Regions from separate parts of the Homo sapiens genome. Here region 2 is linked to region 1. Evidence: read pairs that join two places in POLR2A ChIA-PET (ENCODE). Cell type or tissue: GM12878. All regions are shown on one strand. Links, peaks and the distances in the headings refer to the core of each region. The heading gives the core; the rest is flanking DNA. Region 1 holds the start of IRF4 (interferon regulatory factor 4). Region 2 overlaps DUSP22 (dual specificity phosphatase 22).

Region 1 (9,388 bases), core at 6,461-8,960:
TAGTTGAAAGGTGGGAGCATCTAGAAAGGACAGAGCAGGAGGCGCTCACGAGTCTTCACTGGCGTTCCAGCTGCAGGGGCTGAGGCTGGAATCTGTTCCACTAACTTTCCTCTTCTAAGTTTTCTCCAGGATAAAGTTGCTATTTGAATTTCAGATAAACAACAAGTAGTTTCTTTAGTGTAAGTACGTCCCAAATATTGCATGGAATACACCTATACTAAAACAAGTTATTCAATGTTTATCAGAAATGCCAATTTAACTGGGAGTTTTGCATTTTTATTTGCTAAAACTGGCAACCCTCCTCCAGGGATGGAGGCCCACTGGAACCAGGAGGAGCTGCCCTCAGGAGCTATGAGAGGAAATGGATCACAGCAGAACGAGGTGTAGACTTGGGTGGATGTTGCTGTGCACTGCTTGGATTCCCACTTGGGAGTGAGAGGTTCATTCCCTCGGGTACTGAGACTGCTCCTGGGAGGTGGTTCTCAGCAGGCAGCCTTCTGTGGCGATGGCTCCAGCTGGAGAAAACGAACTTCCCAGGTCACGTCTCCTCTAGAGGCAGCTGGCACCCAATGCTAGCTCAGTCAGGGCTGCGGGGGCCCTATCCCTTCACTCCACGCTGGAACAGGCTCGTCCTAGCTCCAGAGCTTTCTGCAGCATTGACTGGAGTCCATTTGGCTTGGCGTTGCATCACGGGCACCTCTCGGCCCAGTTCTGCTCCCTTCCCCTTGACTCCAACCAAGCATGCTCCCTAATCATACATGCTGACCTCCATCTCAGAGTCTGCCACCGTCCCTGTTAAAGGCTGAAGGAGGACTAGGATCACTGTCAACAAAAGCATGACCCAAGAGGCAAGACACAGTCATGTTTATAGCATATTACTATGAGCCACTCACTACTTCTAGATGTCACGGTTCAAAGGTGATTGAAAGAAACTCTGTGTTTCCCAATGCCTGCTGGATAAATAACTCAGCATGGATGGTGAGACAGCATCTCTAACTTCGCCTGTCTCCCCGGTAATCGTGTTCCTCCTCCTCACTTCTTTATCAGGGTTCTTGGTAATAGTAGTCCCCCCTTATTCTCAGGGGATAGATATGTTCCAAAACCCCTAGCAGATGCCTGAAATAGAAGACAGTACTGAGCCCCTTATAGACTATGTTTTTTTCTGTACGTACATAGCTAGGATAAAGTGTAACTTATAAATTAGGCACAGTGAGAGATTAACAACACTAATAATAACACCAAGCAATGATGACCATACGCTGTAATGAAAGCTGTGGATGTTGTTGCTCTCTCCAACATCTCACTGCATGGCACTTGCCCTCTAATGGCCTGATGGCTGCCACATGGCTGATGGGCCAGCAGCATATACAGTGGGGTCTGCTGGACAAAGCAGTGGTTCACATCCCAGAAGGGATGAAGCGGGACCCTGCGCGATGTCACCACCCTGCAAAGAATGGCATGCAACTTCAAACACAAAGTGTTGATTTCTGGAATTTTCCATTTCTTATTTTCAGACTGAGGTTGCCCTCAGGTAACTGAAACTGTGGAAAGGGAAACGGTGGATACAGGGGACTCCTGTGTCATTCCCCATCCTGGAAACCCTCCAGCAACCCCTGACTCCCCGACCGCCCCACCCCCTGCCGAGCACGTCTACTCAGCCCCATAACTGCTTGTCCTTCCCTCCTCTGCCACCCATGCACCTGCCCGTCTGAGAGCTCTCTACCTCACCCCGAGGCCTCCCCGGCCTCCTGGCCATTGTTCTCTCTCGGGCGGTACCCACACTATGGCCAGATAATTCCTCCTTTACTGTAGTTCTTACCTTATTACGGGGGAATATGAGCCAAAGCCATGTAACTCGCTGCCGGGCAGGAACTAACAGAGCCAGCACATGCTTCTCCCGTACCCTTCTCTCCATCAGGTGGCCAGGAATGTTCCGGATCCCCGTGGCTTTGCCATGGATATCTCATTTGAACAAGAAGTAACCCCCCCCCCAGAATCTCAGGGGGTCTCGTTACCACAGCATAACCTAACCTTTCTAGAAAGATACACTCCTCTATCCAGCATGCCTAGAGTCTTATGTGTGACAAGTGACGGTATGCTGTTTCACAAAATTTCGCTGAAAGAGCCGTTGATGAACTTTAGAATAACCCAACATTAGGCGCTGTTACAAATGGGTGGAATTAGACAAAGCCGTTTGCCTTTCACCTCTTGCTTCAGTTTTCAGAAAATTGCCCAAAGGTATTGCAAACCATTTGCGTTTTCATTGGCTTGGTTAAGGAGTTGGCAGTGTCAACTGGCCCTGTGTAAAGCCACGTCACTGTTTCTGTAGAGAGCATGACACGTCAGAGAGGTGGGAAGTGTTGCCAGGACTCTTCTTAGAATGCTGGCAAGAAGAGCAGGCGAAAAGGGAAGAGCTGTTTATAAACAGGGAAAGGAGACATCACCTCGTATCCTTGGCTTCTCATTACGTCATCGATTACAATCACAAGTCTCATTTCCTACAAGCCTGAAAGCGGGTTCTTCTCTGCATGTAGGAAAAAGCCCCGCTTACTAACTCTGCCCTCAAAGAGATCACAAGCTGGTCCTGAACGCCCTGTGCCCTGGGAATGCTTACTGTCGAAGCTCTGCAAATTTTCTCATTGAAGGCACTCAGGGCATTCTGCTAATTAAATTAGGAAAATGTGTACAGCTCTACTTGAAAAAATCCAGGTTTATGCTCTGTATTCTATTACCAAAGAATTTATCACTTTTCAAATAACATTCAATTATTTTAAACTGAGTGTGCAGTGAGAGCATTTATAATATAATCTCATTTCCAGAGTGTTCCATCCCAACTCCTCTCTGGTATAAGTAGCTTAGAAGGTTAGATTTTTTTTTTCCAGAGGATTAAACATTCGAGAAGAGTGGCTAAGAGGCAGCACCAGGTTTCTCTCATTTCCTCAAAGAGAATTTAGCCTTGTGAAGAAGAATAAAGTGAAGGTCAATGGTTAGATCCATGGCTTAAAAATAAAATGCAGCTTTCCTTACTCTGAATTTACCATAACCAAAAAGGCCACGAGGCAGCCATTAATGATCCTAAGTTGCAACAGAAAGAAAAAAACACCTACTTAGGGTTAAACGAGGATTCAGTGGTCACTTGCCGCCGGCCTCCACTTCACAGGGGCGGAGGATGAGGCCAGGGAAGACTTTCTTACCCACACTGACCTGACCAGAGATGAAACTCCCCCTCCTATGACAGCCTGCACTCAGAGGCTGATTCTGAAATAGTCATGCCAAATGCAGCCAATCCCTGTGTACAAGGAGAAAAAATAGTTCCTCAGAGCTGTGTCCTTGGGCCAGCCATCTGGACCTCTCACAATCTCTTTCGTTCTCCCTACACTTGGGCTGAATCCCGCCTTCCTTGCCTGCCAGGTTTGGTTTGGGGGCCAAATGAGTGAAAGTCCGTGAGATACCCCTAAGTATTGAAGTGCGTAGTAAATGATAATAGCCCTGATTTGTTGAACATGATGATGTGCCAGGCATTGCGCAAAGCATCATTTCATCATCACAACAAACACTGCTGGGAGGCAGGGACACCCCCACCCTCCTTGTACACCCAGAAGTAGGACTTTGGTTAAATGGCTCTCCCAAGGCCTCACAGCCTTAAAAACTCAAGCACTTATTTAATCCCCAATGATACTACCTTTTGGCCATGCAATGTGTCATGGCCAGTAATTAGATTTGCAAACACATATAACCAAAGAGGATTAGAAGAGACATATATTCTATATAAATTACATGAAAATAGCACTTTCAGTATTTTCCTGATTTTTTCTGGTAATTAAAAATGATTGCCCTTTATATTTCTTTATGGATACAGTTGCATTGTTTTTAGCCAATTGTAGCCCCCCCCTTTAAAGAGTGAATTAGTGGGAAAATAGTGTTATCCAAGATTTTAAGAATCTAGTGTGTGTGTTTGTGTGTGTAGGATGGGTTTTTCTGAAATATTTTACTTGCATGTGAATGTATAATTTTAAAGATTGGCTTTTAAAATACTGAATTGAGGTAAATTCAGCTTTTCTTGCAGACTCTTTACGATAAATGTGAAATTGAAAATGGAAATGCTCCATTCAGATGGTGTGCCGACTACAACCTCAACATACGGATAATTCACTAAATAAGTAACTTCCTCGTGGAATATCACGGTCAGCCTTTGTTTTGGGTACACATTCAATGAACTGGTTTCCTATTAGTTTCTGCTTGTCAACAAGTTGTGTCATTTACTGATAAATATCCAGCCTTTTACTAAGGAATACCGATTTTCTCAAGTCTCAGTGTGTGGAGGGGGTGGGAGTTTGGTGGGGAAGCTTTTCAATTTGAGAACCTTTGCCGTTTTTTGTTTCAATCGTGACTAAGATATAAAAGTCCTTGGTCACCACTGCCAGCTGCTACCTGTTCACTGCCTCCCTGACGGGTAATGAGGCCATCCGGAGTTTTAGTGATTAAAATGTTTTATTACTTGTATTCACATCATCATTAAGAAAAATAACTTCTAGTGGATCAATATGGCAAATGAGTAAACCAGAAGATGGCGTTGAAGATTAGCAATTACATTTAAAAACAAGGTAGTGGTGTGAAGGCTCAGAGTTTCACACAACGACTGTTGTTCTGAACTAAAAGCAGAGGATGTGGATGAGTGAGGGGAGGGTATGTTGAAAATGACTAAACCCGGTGCAGAGGACACGTATACGAAAGTGCAAAAAGCTCTCATTTGCCATTTTTTGTCCTCAGCAAACTCCTCTCTGGTATGTTTGTGAACGTTTGAGGGAAAGGTAACACTGATTAAAATATAATGCAACAAGAAGGCAACGATCTTTGCTTTGTTCACTGATGTGTTCCAAGTGCCTAGGACGGTTCCTGACAAGTAGCAGGTGCTCAAAATACATTTGTCAAGTGAATAAATCTGTGAAAGGAAAGGAAGAAAAACAGGTTGTGACCAGAACTTTTTGTGAACAAAACCCTGTTGTTTATTACATAGACTTTGGTAATGGAAAACTTACTTGGGTGAAATAAAAAATGGCATCCTGTTAATTTCTGAGAACGTCTGTTGGTTTTAGGAAAAGCATACCTATCCATACCTCACTACCTGTTTTGCTCTAGCCTAAACATAGATTCTTCTTTGGTTAGGAGACATTGACCCAATATATAAGATTAAAACAAAAACTGAGAAATAAGTGAAATCAAAAGCTTTTCAAAAGTTGCAGGTTGACCTACGGTGGTGGTGGTCTAAAATCATATAGAAACCAGAGATCTGATGGTTTACCTGAAAATGCGAAGTAAATGCACATACTCAGCATCTCAGACGATCGAAAGCTCAACGGGTGAAAGCTCAGGGGGTTAATTTTGCGATTAAGGACATCTTGGAAAAGTATGTAAAATCCCTGGTCCACTTAAGTATTATTCCTATTTTGGGCTTTTATTTATTTATTTTGAGATGGAGTCTTGCTCTGTCGCCCACCTCGGCTCACTGCAACTTCAGCCTCCCGGGTTCAAGCGATTCTCGTGGCTCGTCCTCTCAAGTAGCTGGGGCCACGCCCGGCTAATTTTTGTATTTTTAGTAGAGATGGGGTTTCACCGTGTTGGCCAGGCTGGTCTCGAACTCCTGACCTCAGGCGATCCACCGCCTCGGCCTCCCAAAGTGCTGGGATTACAGGCTTGAGCCACAGCGCCTGGCCTATTTTGGGCTTTTATACCCCACTGGTAAACTGCTTTCCTCCAGGTTGAGGTTAAAACGACATCATTTTAAGGTGAACTGAAGTCTGGAAGTGATTAAGCACTTGGATCCTTAGGGAGCCTCTCCCCGCCCCCATCTCTTTCATGCTAAGATAATTAAAACTTCGGGGCCGGGGCATTGTCTGAGTCACTTCAATTCACCAGCCTAATAGATGCAAAAGGATGTAAGCATGTCAGACACGCAGAGACAGTATTTGAATCAAGCTTAATAGCTCAAGGGAGCTGGGCCATTTCCTATTTTCTTTTTAGTGAGTGCGATGTTCTCTAAACACCGCGGAGAGGCAGGGTTCCCGGTGATGGCCTTGCCGAGGGTGCTCCCGCAACCTCCACCTCCAGTTCTCTTTGGACCATTCCTCCGTCTTCCGTTACACGCTCTGCAAAGCGAAGTCCCCTTCGCACCAGATTCCCGCTACTACACGCCCCCCATTTCCCGCCCTGGCCACATCGCTGCAGTTTAGTGATTGACTGGCCTCCTGAGGTCCTGGCGCAAAGGCGAGATTCGCATTTCGCACCTCGCCCTTCGCGGGAAACGGCCCCAGTGACAGTCCCCGAAGCGGCGCGCGCCCGGCTGGAGGTGCGCTCTCCGGGCGCGGCGCGCGGAGGGTCGCCAAGGGCGCGGGAACCCCACCCCGGCCGCGGCAGCCCCCAGCCTTCACGCCGGCCCTGAGGCTCGCCCGCCCGGCCGGCCCCGGCTCTCGGCTTGCAAAGTCCCTCTCCCCAGTCCAACCCCCGGCCCCCACAGGCCTCGGCGCCCCGCCCCGCCCCAGGCCCCGCCCCAGAGAGTTCTATAAAGTTCCTCTTTCCCACCTCGCACTCTCAGTTTCACCGCTCGATCTTGGGACCCACCGCTGCCCTCAGCTCCGAGTCCAGGGCGAGGTAAGGGCTGGAGTCGGGCAGGAGGAGGGGTGTGAGGCTGATACCAGAGAGGACCCGGAGCGCGAACCAGAGGTTCGACCTCCAGGGCAGCGCAGGGTACCCCGGCTTCGGAGCGGGAAGGGAGCGCGCCCCGTCCTGGAGCTCCGACTCCCACCCCATCTGCGCTGAGCCGGAGGCGCTGGTTTGGGCTCCAAGGCCCGCCTCCTTGGCTCTGCCCGAGCCTCCCCGCCTGCCCTCCGCGCTCCTGCGACGGGGTCGCCACAAGCTGGACGGGATGAGCTAACCGGACTGTCGGGGCCCCAGGAGTGGCTGAGGCGGGGCCGTCCAAGGCACCCACACAAGACGGCACAACTGCCTGCGAGAAACAGGCCCGGCCCTGTGGACCCCAATCCGAGGCTCCTTCCCCTGCTCTTCGTTCCTAAGGGGCCCAAGCTCACGGCGGCCTCCGGCGCGGTGCTCACCCGCTGGCGCAGGAGGAGGAGGAGCTCCACATTTGGGTCGCTCCGAGCCTTGCGTGCGGTGGCCTAGCCGGCCTGGCGCGGTCCCTGCCTCCCAGGCTCCGCAGCTGTCGTCGCCCTCTCCCGCGCCCTCCCCGCCTCCGCTCTCCCGGGCCTGCTCCGGGGTCCGGCGGACGCTCTGCGCGCGGAATCCCCCGTACTGGGGCTGCAGCCCCCGCGTCTGCGCCACTTGTCGTTTGCAGAGCCCACTTAGTGCGCGCTAGCTGGGCAGGGATAGGGGTCCTATTCGGGGCGAAGGGTCTGGATGCGAGCAGAGAAAGCGGAGGGTGGAGGAACCCGGGGCTGCGCCCCTGGAACGCCCGGCCGCAGGCGAGGTCCTCCGCGCGTGGAGGCCGCCAGGGGAGTGGAAACTGACAGAGTCGCGGGGAAGGGGCGAGAAGCGGGTTGGGAGTGAGCGAAGGCAAGCGAGAGCTGCGAGTGAGTGCGGAAGGAGGGCCAGGAGGGGTGGCGGCTGGGTGGGGAGAGAGGGTGCAAGACGAGCGGCGCGTGTCGGGAGCCTTTGGGCTGCGGGTGCGTTACAGGAGAGCAGGCGGGTAGGAGCCTTCGCGGGGGCCGAGCTCGGAAGGCGGACGGCTGTGCCCGCCCAGGGGATGCGCCCGGGCCGGCCGCGAAGGTGCCTTCTTCCGGGGGCCCGGACGACCCTGACACGGCACGCGCGCGCTTCGCAGCCTCAAAGACTCCGGGGCCTCGTGGTCACTGGCGCAGGGGATCGGGGCGGGGTGCCCGGAGTGCGGTGCCTCGTGGCTGAAGGGCAGCTCTTCTCCCCGCAGTGCAGAGCAGAGCGGGCGGAGGACCCCGGGCGCGGGCGCGGACGGCACGCGGGGCATGAACCTGGAGGGCGGCGGCCGAGGCGGAGAGTTCGGCATGAGCGCGGTGAGCTGCGGCAACGGGAAGCTCCGCCAGTGGCTGATCGACCAGATCGACAGCGGCAAGTACCCCGGGCTGGTGTGGGAGAACGAGGAGAAGAGCATCTTCCGCATCCCCTGGAAGCACGCGGGCAAGCAGGACTACAACCGCGAGGAGGACGCCGCGCTCTTCAAGGTCTCCGGCCTCGGGAGCCGGCGGGGGCGCGCCGGGGAGGGCCCAGAGACAGAGCCCGGGGTCCCCGGCGCCGCCTCCGAGGCGAGCCCAGGGGACCGCGCGGGGCGGACGGGCGGGCGGCGGAGGCATCAGGTGGCGTCGCCGGAGCCGCAGGAGGAGGAAAGGAGGCCTCGGCTCTCAGCGGGACCGCGGGGGCCGGGAGCCGGGTCCTGGGCGCGTGGAGGCTGCAGGGAAACCGCTGAAGGCCCGGCCGGGCCCGGGGAAGGGCGGCCAAAGGCTTGAGGGGTTTTGCGCGTTCGTCCGTGCGTTCTCGTTTCCACGCAAGCCTCCCGCCCTTCCTCCGGGCTCCCGTCTGCCGCCTCCGTCCGTGGGTCCCCCTCGCCCTCTCCGTGCGTCCGCGCCTGTGCCGGCGGCTGTTTTCGTCTCTCACCGCGTCTCTGTTTCTCTTTTCGCTGCTTTTCTCTCTGAGTCTCTCTCTCTCCATGTTTTTCCTGAGGTCAGCCTCTCTTCTCGCTCCTGCTAGCTCTCTGCGGGTACTCCCACCTCTGTCTTTCTCTTTGTGTGTCTCTGTCTCTCTCTTTCCCCCATCGCAGTGGAACTCAGGGCCTCTGTCTAGAGCTGTCTCCCTTGCCCTTTGCGCGAGTGCACACACGTGTGTCGTTGTTACGATTGTTCTCCCCTAAGGCAGTTTACCCAGAGAACTACGTGTCTGGGCCCAGCCCCCACCTGTGGGCAGAGCAGGGGAAGGGGACTTCCTCCGGGAATTTGGTCTCAATTTGCTCTCAGAGTGCCTCAGCTGTGCTGCCATCCAGATGTCTCCTGTGGGTGACAGCTCACACCACAGCTGTCCTTAGTCCTAGGCAAGCTCACTCAGACACTGGGTGGGTAGAGCCCCCTCAAGGAACCTCCGCATCTCACTCTACCGGTTATAAATACCCAGAAAATGTGTCTTCAACTTGGCAGTGATAGGGTCCAAGATGGAAAATCATTTTCCTAGAGCATAGCTGGGGTCTTTCAGTTTACGTTCTGAGCAACGGTGTAAATCTGAAGGACCTATGCGCCATTCTTTCTTTTAGAAATACAATTTCAAGATTCCTTATAAAATATCTGTATTTTGGGTTTAGCATGGTGGCTCACACCTGTAATCCCAGCACTTTGGGAAGATGAGGTGGAAGGATGCC
Region 2 (11,998 bases), core at 3,888-6,387, 87 kb before region 1:
TGGTCAGTGAGAGCATTTCTGGGGCTACCGCAAGATGCTGATGCTACAGCCAGTGGACACTGAATGTGCCACCAGCCCTGCTGCCTCTGTTGCCAAAGAGGACACTCTAGGCTATCCCTGCAGCCGGCGTGCAGACTTGTTACACGTGGGTCACACCCATGTAGCAGCAAAGGCTTACGTGAGCAGGTATCTGGCATTGGCAGCTTCTATACTAACAGCTGGGCTCTGCTTCCCACCAAGACTCCCTGGGGCCAGGGTATCCCCAAACCTAGGAAAGGGTTTCAGAGACTGGAAAACCAATAAGATAAATGGCCATTACAGGGTTTGTGGTTTTCGAGCATACCCAAGGGATAAAGGACCCCAAACAGTGGGAACCTCTTCTCTGTTTAGAAAGAATATTTAGGGCAAAGAAAGTGCTATTGCAAGATGGGACCAGTAAGGGGTATTGGGAGAATGGGGATGACCTGGCTCGGCTGGACATAAGAAAGAAGTTGGGGGAAATCCTTCAGAGATCGGTTGGAGCCAACCTGCGGAAGCCATGCTGAATATTTAGTTCAATGTTTGGCCTTGATTTTTTAAGTAAAAGGGTTGTTACTGAACATTTTGAGGTAGAAAATCACCCAGGAAGAATATGGCTTTAGAAAATTAATTTGATAGGACAGAGGAATGAGTTCAGTGTTTACTACTGTAACCCCTGTGTGAATTGAGGCTCTGCGCAAGGCTGAGGAGGGAGACTGTGAGAGGCCTTCTAATTCCCGGGAGGAGGGGAGCAGAGAATTGAGAGAGAGGTGCCACAGCGGTGGGAGCCCTGGGTTTTCATTCGGGGTGACTGGGAGAAGGTGGCACCATCAGGGGCAGGAGGACTTGACAACGGTGGTGGGAAAACAGTGGTTTGCTTGAGATAGTCCTGCAGCAAGCCGGGCTCCAGACGATGAATTTAGGAGTCAGAACATCATGGTTCTACAACATTAGAATGTAGAGACGGTCTACTCTTATGCCCTCATTTAATTTTAAAGATAATATAAAATGTATTAATTTGTGCTTAGTAGAGAAGATAGTAGATGTACAAAGAAAAAAAGCAAAAATGGGCCATAATCTGTTTTCCGAATAATCCCTCTTGATTTAAAAAAAGTGCAAATTGGCATAGTGCATGCACAGGACTGGAGTGTCAGATGGCGGAGGCAAGCTCAGAGAGAAATGCAGAAGCCCTCCTCCAGGACCCCGCCATCGCCGTCACGGAGGTGAGCATGGTGACGAAGGGAGTGTACGTGCACACAGCTGTACCTTTCCTGTTTTTCATACCATTTTCAAGATATATTAAGTTAAAACGCGTAAGATCGTCTTCCTCACAGCCCCACACATCTTAGGCGTCGTATTCCATTTCATGGCACCTAACTTGGAGTCTGGATAGTGGCCAGTGGCCACAGTGTCTGCTGTGCAGGACCAGCTCCTTGCACTAACGCCCGCCTTCTCTCCACCTCTCTCCCACTCCCTCCAGTAGAGACAAGACCCTTTCTGCAGGCTGACCGTTCTGCTGTCCCCTCCCTGTCTGCCCACTGCTCTTGGGCTGCAGGTCCTGAGTGTCACTGTCCCCAGGAAGCCCTCTGCGACCCCAGAGTGGTCAGGTCACCTCCACTTTCCCTGTGTGAGCTGCTCATGAGGGCAGGGCCCTGTCTCTCTCAGTCACACCTCTACGCTGAGTGCCCGGCATTGTGCCTGAGGAACTTTAGCCACTATGATACGTTCTCTGACTTTGGGCAGATAAACATGCTTATAGTCTAGAAACATTTTGATCTAGAAAATCGCCTAGTGATTATAACTGTAGAGTCACTGCTGTAAAAAGTGATCCTGACACTTGGTTAAGCCAGCAAGGAAGACTCTATTCGAGACCATCACAACAGGGGAGGACGCGACTCCAATATGGCAGGAACAAGGGTGGATGGAAAGCCAAGGGCAGGGTGAGGGAGTGGGTGGAATACCACTCAGGGGAACTGGATTAGACATCGGGGTGGAGGAACAGGAGCTTGGTGGGGTCTTAGGGGATACGCTTAGCAGGTCTCTGCTCGCACTGGACTCGGTCGGGCAAGGACCAGGCCTTGTTGAGAAAAGGACTCAGAGGAACCTGACTAAAGTTTGGTCAAGGAGGGGTCATTGCACTGCCAGACAGAAGAGCCACATGGCAATGATGCTCTCTAGTGTCTACTGCCACATCCTAAAAAAGGCAGGAGAGACCCTCGGGAATGAGAGACTACACACAGCAAAGCTCTGTGCAGTCAAGCATTGCCAGAGAACATCAGTGGGATCCACATCCAGGACGAACTTGCATTGTTCCCGTCTTTCAAGATAGGAATGATAAAGTATAGACTGTTGTCTCGGAGTAATGATTAGCAAAGCCTCTTTTCATTCTTGGACTGTCCCAGTTTGGCCGATACATTACGTGGCCCCTTGGCTGGTTGTCCCTCTGCACAGAGACTAGCTCTGGGCCTAGCACTGCCGCCCTGACATGAGCCACAATAGATCCCCTGCAATCACTAGACATGAGCCATGGGTTTTTAGCGAGGCAGCCGGTGGTCAGGAAGATGCTTGAAGAAATCAGCTAACATGAAGAACTGTACTACAGGCTCTTTGGACTTCCTCAGTGGGAGTGAAGGAAGATAGGGGAGCTGCAGGGTTGGCAGACAGTGGGGGCGAGGCTAGGACATCTAGGGATCTGTGGTGAAGCGTCACCAAGACGAGCTGGTTGTATGTGCTTGGAAATCGTGGCAAGTGATATCGTGAGCATACTTTAACAAGTGGTACTGTGTTCTTATTTAAATTTCAGAGTGTCCATGCAAAGTGCTGGCAAGACAAGAATTTGCTTCCTACTTCGCAAATTGTGGGTGTGAAAGAAGCCACCCCAATTTCTCATTGCCGACCTGCTAAATCATTCCATGCGGGGGCTGGAGGTGGAGAGGAGGGCTTGCCCAGAAATGTGTATTTTTAACAGATTCTGGAGTTCTGATGGGGAGTTTGGTTTGAGAACCACTGCCTTAGAAGAGTTGACATTTTGCAACAAAGACGTGTTCTTCTTAACCTGCATATATGTGGAGGTTGGATCATTTATTTAACAACCCATTGTTGACTGTCATCCTGGCCTGGGGCTGGGGAGGCAGCAGTGAGCAACAGGATTCGTTTGCTGCCCAAGGAGTTTTCCCCGACAGAAAGATGGGCCTTCACCTGGTCATGCCCTCGCAGCAGCATCGCCACACAGGGGACATAGAGGGCTACTGTCACTGAGCCGGGGGCCAACCCTGGACTTGGGGCTCAGGACTGGCCAAGGGTGAGGTGGGCGGGAGTGTAACCGCCTGCAGTGGGCACCGTGTGTGCAGTGGCCTCGTGCAGCAGAGTGCAGAGCTGCAGGGCCGCCAGGGCTGTGGGGCCAGGGTGGGCAGGCGGGGCAGGGGACTTGGACCCTCAGAATGCCCACCAGCACTGCAGGGCTGCAAATGAGGATGACGGGGTCGAAGCCGGGCCCTAAACCCAGCGAGTCGATGGGCACCAACCCACGGCCTTCCACAGGCCGCTGGGGATGTTGGGTCACCCGCGTGTCTGTCAGGGAGGTGCTGTACTGGGGAAGCACCTGGCCTTTGCAGGGATCCTGCTGCTGGATGAGGCCCCCTTCTGCAATACCATCCACTTAGAGTCTGCCATGCTCATGTCTGTGTCTGTCTCTCTCCTAGATCCTGCCCGGCCTGTACATCGGCAACTTCAAAGGTGAGTTCTTGCTTTTTTATTGTTGTGATAAAATACACATAACATAAAATGTGTCATCTTGACCATTTTAAAGTGTATAGGTCAGTGGCTTTAAGTAATTTGCATTGCTGTGCAGCCATCACCAACATCCTTCTGCAGGACTTTTCATGTTCCCAAACTGAAACTGTGTCCCTTAAAACACCAACTCCCCATTCCTCTCCTCCCAGCCCCGGGCAGCCACCATTCTGCTTTCTGCCTCTATGAATCTCACAACTATCGGAGCCTCCTCTTAGTGAAATCATGCAGTATTTGTGCTTTTGGGACTGGCTTATTTTACTGAGCACAGTGTCACAGTTCATCCGTGTTGCGGCGTGTGTCAGAATGGCCTTCCTTCTTAAAGCTGAATAATACTCCATTGTGTGCATAGGCCTCATTTTGCTTCCATTTATTTGTTCGTGGACACTTGGACTGTTTCCACCAAAAGTGAGTTCACTTTTTAAAAGATCAGCTTTAGACTTCTCATGGGTGAGATTGACAGGCAAAGTGTAGACTCAGTCTACAGTCTGTTCTGGGAGTGGCCCCCACTTGCACCCAAGCCCCTTGCTGGGTGCACCGCAGCCCCTTGACCATCACCTGATGGAGTGATGTGAGGCTGTGCCCGCTCCAGCTCTGCCCTGGTTCTCCTTTGAACTCTCCACACCTGTTGGAACATTATCATCAAAAGGTGTTGGACAACAGGCACATTTAGCAATCATGTGACTTATTTATAACCTTTTACAACTTTCATTTTTTAGTTACTATTGAGAAATTTTCAGAAGCCTGTTCTTTTTAAGTCACCTGGGAAACAAGAGTGACAATTTCATCTCTGGCAGATTCTTCTCATCTGGTGCTTCTCTTCTCACACATTTCCTGCCACTTGTTCCGTACTGATTGATTTACTGTCAGCTATTGACTCTATTTTCACTCAGCTCTGGAGCACGGTGGTCACTGGGCTTGTCGGCTTCCAGGGAGGGGCCAAGTCCCCCTGCCAGGTGACCTTCAGAGTTTGTGTAAGTGAATCACTGAGATGAGGTGGGAAGATAGAGATGAGGGGCCCTTAATAGGATGGGAGAGACCTGGGAAGCTTGCAGGCAGGTCCCCACTCATGTTAGGTTGGACAGAGCCAGACCATGTCATAGGCAGCTAATGCTCCTCCCTTCCCTAACAAGCCAGAACATGGCCACTCCTGTTGGCTTTCTGGATGTTGCTGAAATTTCTGAGTTCAGATTCAAATTGATTGTACAAATAATCTTTATTGTTGCTCTATAATGTCTGTTTCCACACACACACCCGTATCCCCCCAGCTCACTATTAGGCCTCAAAGAGAATTGAGCACAGAGAGCTGACAGCTGCTAATTGCTACAAGAACATGTTAAAAATAGTACTGGACTTGCTAAATTAGTAAGCTTTGTAGTTCTGAAAAAGCAGCAAACCCTTTGTGGTGAGTAGGCCAGGATACATTAATGTAGCAAACGTCAGAGTTATTTAGTGAGTTATTAACTGTTTTCATGGGGAAAGGGAGTGTCTTTGAGAACAGAGTTTAGGATAAGTTCTTAGAAGTAGAATTGCTAGATGAAAGGTTTGAAATTAAAAATTTTAATAAATATGAACCAAATTCAACACTTCTGACAACAGTATGTGAGAGTTTTAGCCTTAATCATGAAAGGTTACTTTTTTTGGAAGGACAGCTTTAAGGAAATATTTAAAACTCTTTTCACACTACAAGCTATACCTGTTTTCTAAATATTCAATAACATAGGACTCCTTGCAAGTTCCTGGATCTTGTGCTTTGTGGTTTCGTCTATGAGAGTGTTGTAAACAGCCCACCACCTCTCCTTGTTCATAGGGTTAATGCTGCATTATTACCTTAAGTTATTCTGATATTGGTATGAGGTTGTGTTTTATTCACTCGTTAGCCAAATATTTATTAAACGCTTTCCAGGTACAAGGCTTATCTAAAAGAAAGGAATGAGAGTACAGTGAATTGGCGAGTGGCTCGAAGGAGAGGAAGTATTTTCCCCAATTGTGCTGTGAATTCACTTGTTCATTGCACAAGCTTATCGGGAACACACGATGTGCTGGGAGTTGAATGTGGACCAGTGTCCCTGCCCTCAGGCTATCAGAGTCCAACAGCAGGTGCAGAACAGGAAGGGGCCAGTGTGTGTCCTCACATGAGTTACACACCTGGGGGTGTAGACTGGGAAGATGGAGTCTGTCTCACAGGGCTGTAGCGGGGCTGACCCAGACAATGGGTGATGCCCTCGGTGGGCTCAGTGCCCAATACCTGGTGCCCTGATAAATAAGCACCCACACACTCACTGCTACTGCCATGGGAGCCCGATCGATGCCAGGTCTGCAGTAGGCAGCTGGGTGGCATTGGCTGGCAAGGGTGGAAACCCAATGTGGAATGTGGCCTCTTTCTTTTTTCCTGGGCGGTGAATCCAGCTGTCATCTGTGCTCTTGCCTGGCATCTCATATAGTCATTTATCCTGCTCTTTTAAAATTACGAGTAATATGTGCCTCTTGTAACACAAGAACCAGTAGAGTAGAAAGGAACGTAAACAGTCACTCCCTTCTTCTGTCCCTTCTCCTTCCTCCCCTCCCTTCTCTTCCCCTTCCCGTTTCCTTTCTTCCCTCCCCACTTCTCTCCCTCCCTCCCTTCCTTCTCCTCTTCCCTCCTTCCTTTCAGTAGGATCCCTCGCCTGTCACTCTGCAACTCTTAAGAAAAAAAAGCTTTGTAATGAATCCACAAATGGTTTTGTAGCGCCTGGTGATTTTTGCTCCTGGAGAAGAACCACAAACAAACCCAGCTCTGGAGCCCGGTCTTTGGGTCTTCGATGCTTTGGTGAGAGCCTCTCTGTTGAGGCTCCAGGATGCAGCAGGCAGCCTTGCCCAGAAGCCAGGAGGGAAGGCAGGGAGTGGAAGCCAGAGAGAGCAGCCCCTCCCTGGGCCGGAGGGTGGGTCCGTGGCTTCCTTACAACTTGGCACCAGCGACAGTAGATGTCAGCTGACAGACGAAGCCCTCATTGTTTGAAGATGTCCACAGAATTCTAGAAAAGTGGGAACGCTCTTAGGTACTGTGTGTACGTGAGTGGTGTGCATTGAGACCATGTTCGCAGTCTTGAGCTTGTGTTTTGTGCCTGCCAGTAAGACAGACAGTCCTGGTGGGTACCCAGTTGTTTGGACAAGGCCAGCCTGGTCAGAGGTAGTCTGCTGTCAGCTTACTGAGACAAAATCACCATGCTTAACAGGTCAGCATATGTCCATCCAGACTTATTTTTTCCACATGAATTCTAACTGATAACCTTCCTGTTGGTTTTATGAATTACTAACCTGTTGCATTTGTGACTGCCAGTTGGGGAGGGGCCCGCTGGCACCGGGCCAAAGGTCATTCCCTCCAGGGCTCAGTGTTAGGGTGCACATGACCTTCTGGGGTTCTTCTTAAAGCGCATGTTCTGATCAAGTAGACATGGGGTCTACTTGATGCTCTGCTGCCGGTTGGAGGACCCCATGTTGAGCACCAAAGCGCTAAGTTCTGCCCCTCTAGGTCTGTGCTCAGGAGGAGCTAGTTTGAAATGTACAAGCTTGTGTCTGTGCACATTAGGAAACTCCACCTTGAGCCTTACAGCTGGATTCCCAGCTCATTACCTCGCTGCTCATGATTGTAGGTCGCCTTCCAGGACAACCAATAGTGTGAAGTCTGTAAGAATTAAAGTTCCAGGGTCATCACCCAGCAGGTTTGATTAAGCATTTTATGCACTCTGAAGTAAGTGGGCAGAGCCTGTGCCTTATGGGAAAGGATGCATCAGCGAACACGGTGCTAGCGTGCGGTGAGGAAGAGGGGAGGTGCTGGCCCCGGAGTGCTTCCCTGTGCTTTGGAGTCCAGCCGGCAGTGGGCTGTCGTGATATCAAGTGGTCTTCTCTATTCAGAAATGTATGCTTTTTTCCCCAGGCCACTTTAAAAAGATTCACTCTGTATTATCAAAGCATATTTACGGGGTGAAGAAAATGTTCTAAAGTTATATATTGTGGCTATTGTGCAGCCTTGTGAACGTATGAAACCATTGAATCATATACTTGATCAGGGTCCGTATTATGGTATGTGAATTATATCCCAATAAAGCTTTGTGAAAGGAGAAAAGTAGATTGAAACAAATACGGATGGTTGACATTCAAATGCCAGGTGGAATGGGTGTCTGGAGGAGCCAGGTGGGTGGGTCAGATGAGCTGGCGCCATCAGGCTGCCCCGCCTCTACTGGGTCCTCGCCCCACCTCCTCCAGGTTCTGTGAGCGCTGAAGCTGTGGCTTTGTCTGTTTCACTGCTTTTCTAAAATGTCCCATGCTGGTGGCGATTGGAAAATCCCATTTTGGTGTGAATGTGGGAACTGGCTGCCTGTGGCTTCCAAAACGATTCTAGCTTCTGCCTAATTAATTCTAAGCTAGCCTTGCTGGTACCCCAACTTGTGAGGGGTTGGGGGTTGGCAGTGAGTCCCCATGTGCTATGTAGATGGCTCTCATCCATAGCAGGTGGCTTTGAGGTAACTATTTATTTAGCTCAAGGGGGAGTGAGAGGACACTGCTATTATATTATAGACGCCTTTCTGAGCCTGATAACTTAAAGGGCTCATGTTCCTCGTATAAAAAGGTTTTTTCTTTCTCACTTTGGGTCAAAAGATGAGCCAGTCAGAAATAAACTTAGGCAAAATACTTGAAAACAATAGCCCTAAATTTGAAGCTCGAAAATTTGAATCTGGGAAAGCAATAGCCTGGAATTTGAAGCCTGAGAGGTTGGAGCAATGAAAAGAGTCTTAAAAGTGGTATTTTAATATCACCTAAATTTTTTTTCCTGACGTTGCTGAATGTTTAGAACAATGTTTCTTGACTTCTGCTTCATCATCAAGGCTTGTTAGAGATGGAGATTCCTCAGCCCCAGGGTAGATCTTTCTAACTAGCCTCTTGGCAGTTCCTAGGGTGTTAAACTTCAGAGCCACTCATGTAGAACACACACACACACACACACACACACACACACACACACATACTATAAAGAAGGAAGAAAACCCTTGTAATTCCGTCTCTGAGCTGGGGCTGTCTTTGTACCAGTCCCGCCATCCTCCCTGCCATGTGTTTGTCTCTGCATTTTTATACGTTGGGTTTGTGTCATATTTATGGTTTGGTACCTGCTTTACATTATACCCTGAGCATTTTCCCATGCCATGAAATAGTCTCCAGAACCATGATAATTAAACATTTGCCTTTCTTTGTTGTTGTTGTTGTTTGGTTTTGTTTTGTTTTGCTTGAGATAGACTCTCACTCTGTTGCCCAGGCTGGAGTTCAGTGGGGCGATCTCGGCTCACTGCAACCTCCGCCTCCTGGGTTCAAGCGATTCTCCTACCTCAGCCTCCTGAGTAGTGGGGTTTACAGGTGCACACCACCACGCCCAGCTAATTTTTGTAATTTTAGTAGAGATGTGGTTTCGCCGTGGTGACCAGGCTGGTCTCACACTCCTGACCTCAGGTGATTGGCCCGTCGCGGCCTCCCAAAGTTCCGGGATTACAGGTGTCAGTCACCATGCCCGGCCTAAACATTTGCCTTCTGATCCATTTCTCCTGTATCATTTAGGAAAGTTCAGCCAGGCTGGGATGGGGGTGTAGGGAAGTGGACCTCCTCATTTCCTGCTGGCCCCCTGTTTTGTAGATTAGTAGAAGGGTTCCACTTCAGGGGATCACACCATTTGGTCTTCTTTTTGCAGGTAGGGACATTGGAAGGGAATATAATTTTGTTATCTTCTTAGTTTCATATGGAGATAATTTAATAGCCAACTGATAGCTGATAGACAGTTCTGTTTGGAATTTCCAGAAAAAGTTTCATTTTTTAATTGTGCTTTAAAGTGAATATAGATGATGTAAACCACAGTCCTGTCTGAATCCAGAACTGTCCCTGCTTTTGACGTCTGGGGAAAGAAGTAATGGGCAGTTTCCTTTGTCTTCTAGAGTTAATGGTTTTGTATTTAGCTTTTTAAGAATTCTCATCATTAAGAGGCCATTGAATTAAAAAAATATTTTAAATATCCCTAATATTATGTGTCTCATGCAGAAAGACTGACCTAAGGTCATCTCTTACAAATGCTAACTACAAAATGGTCTCGTAAATTTACCTTCTTGATGATGTAATCCATGTAATCCATCATGATTACAATGTTTATTAATCTAAGTGCATTTCAATTTCTAGATTAACACTTTTGTTGCCTAAAAGGAAGAAGCTGAGGCAAAATTAATACAGAGGGTTTATTTGGGCCAAGCTTGAGGACTGTAGCCTGAAACACACTTTCAGGTTGCCTTGGGGAGTGCCCCGGAGAGTAAAATAGGGGCTCAAGTTTTTAAAGAAAAAAAGACGAATCAGGAGAGTGGCAATTACAAAAAATTGTTCAGCAGGAATTCTCATTGGTTTATAGAAATAACATTGGTTAGTGCCTGGCTATACGATATTGAACTATGATGTATGGCATTTTATGTCTACTTGGCATCAGTCTAGGGACCACATAGCAGATGGCTTCAAGGTAACCATTTAGCTCAAGGGGGAGGGAGAGGAGACTGCTGTTATATTACAGAGGCCTTTCTGCACCTGATCATTTAAAGGGACTCTTCTTCCTCATAGAAAGTTTTTTTCTTTCTCACTCTGGGTCAAAAGATGAGACAATCAGAAATAAAGTTAGGCAAGGCCGGGCGCGGTGGCTCACGCCTGTAATCCCAGCACTTTGGGAGGCCGAGGCGGGCGGCTCACGAGGTCAGGAGATCGAGACCATCCTGGCTAACACGGTGAAACCCCGTCTCTCCTAAAAATACAAAAAATTAGCCGGGCGTGGTGGCGGGCGCCTGTAGTCCCAGCTACTCGGGAAGCTGAGGCAGGAGAATTGTGTGAACCCGGGAGGCGGAGCTTGCAGTGAGCCGAGATGGCGCCACTGCACTCCAGCCTGGGCGACAGAGTGAGACTCCGTCTCAAAAAAAAACAAAAGAAATAAAGTTAGGCAAAATATATGAAAGCAGTAGCCCTAAGTTTCCTACATGTATGGTCAGTTATGAAGTTTCAGGAAAGAAATATGCAAGTCATTTTGTGGGTTTTTTTTTTTTTCTGGCTAGACTTTAGGAGTAATTAACTTGCAAAGATATCAAAATGTCCATCCCCTTTCTTCTCTGACAGATGCCAGAGACGCGGAACAATTGAGCAAGAACAAGGTGACACATATTCTGTCTGTCCACGATAGTGCCAGGCCTATGTTGGAGGTAAGAGAGCACCGTGGGGCGTGTGTGGGTGTCCTCATTTGTATTCCGTGGGAGTACCTACGACGTTAATGAAGGCAACCAGGTTCTCTCCAATGCGAACGTACTCCTGTGATCTCTGGCGGCATTCCCATTGTGTTCAGGCCGTGTTGATGTTAACACGCTGTCTGTAGCGTGGCGCGAGGGTGTGTGCTTTTTCTGATCACACTCCTGCTGCATTGCCACTTTGGCTTTCGTGGCTAAATGCCTAGGAATAAGCTGAGGCTGCATTTCCCTCTGGACCTTAAGGACATTTAAACCCCATTTTCATTCCTTTCAGAATTATCTCTGGTTTTAAAATCCAAAAAACTTCAGCCTGCTCATTTCCTGATTTTGTCCCATTTAAACTCAAATAGCTACCACTGGCATTCAGGGGTCACAGAAAACAGAAGGTGAATCGTCCTGGAGGGTTCCCAGGGCCGCTCTAATGTGGAGACTCTCGGTGTAGAAGCTGTTGTGTTTTAGGTTTTCGGGGTAAACAGGGTGTGTCTGCTTGTGCACTGATTCCAAAAACATCTTTAAATTTACCCTAATGGACGGTTTGAGCTGTTGGCTAGAGGTAAAATCTATTTATGTTTATTAGCCTTGACAGAGCCCGAGTTACCTCCTTTTAGAAAATAATGCTGTGTGGTTGTGATGTGTATGTGTTTTTCTATTTTAGGGTGGGGTGTTGGAAAGGGAGGGGTGGCTTGTTCTGAAAGAAAGAATCCTGGTTCAGGCTGTTTTCATTTAAATTTATATTAGGCAAGAGTAGGTAATGTTTTTTATTTCAAATGTATCTATTTTCTTTAGCCATTAGGGCTGCCAGATTTTAGTTAGTATAAAGTAAGCTAAAATTGATGAGAATGTAGAATAATAAATGATTCTACTAAACATTGTAGTACCAGAGAATCATAGGTGGTGAACAA

Evidence for each region. ChIA-PET counts read pairs that join two places held together with the same protein. Peaks named below come from ENCODE experiments on the same cell type or tissue, not always from the same donor. Only the 100,000 strongest peaks of a DNase experiment are listed, where the experiment ranks them.
Region 2: POLR2A ChIA-PET joins it to region 1 with 20 read pairs; 10 of 35 experiments call an interaction of 5 or more read pairs at or near these places.

What each region holds. Positions count from the first base shown.
Region 1 is chr6:385,162-394,549 of GRCh38, forward strand. It overlaps IRF4 (interferon regulatory factor 4), which reads left to right and starts at 6,591. Exons shown (of 9, transcript NM_002460.4): 1 at 6,591-6,648; 2 at 7,937-8,207. The coding sequence starts at 7,992. RefSeq lists enhancers at 4,561-4,610, 8,808-8,917, 8,958-9,007 and silencers at 6,278-6,667, 6,908-6,977, 7,258-7,307, 7,478-7,527, 7,638-7,747 and 3 more. In GM12878, for the core only: no CTCF peak of the experiment used is centred there; no DNase peak of the experiment used is centred there; H3K4me3 peaks cover 2,417 bases; H3K27ac peaks cover 2,436 bases.
Region 2 is chr6:300,909-312,906 of GRCh38, forward strand. It overlaps DUSP22 (dual specificity phosphatase 22), which reads left to right. Exons shown (of 7, transcript NM_001286555.3): 2 at 3,720-3,753; 3 at 10,972-11,054. Among named protein-coding and RNA genes, the nearest start is that of DUSP22, 14 kb to the left of the region's middle. RefSeq lists enhancers at 3,159-3,238, 4,058-4,107. In GM12878, for the core only: no CTCF peak of the experiment used is centred there; DNase peaks (open chromatin) are centred at 4,643 and 5,153; H3K4me3 peaks cover 1,108 bases; H3K27ac peaks cover 2,500 bases.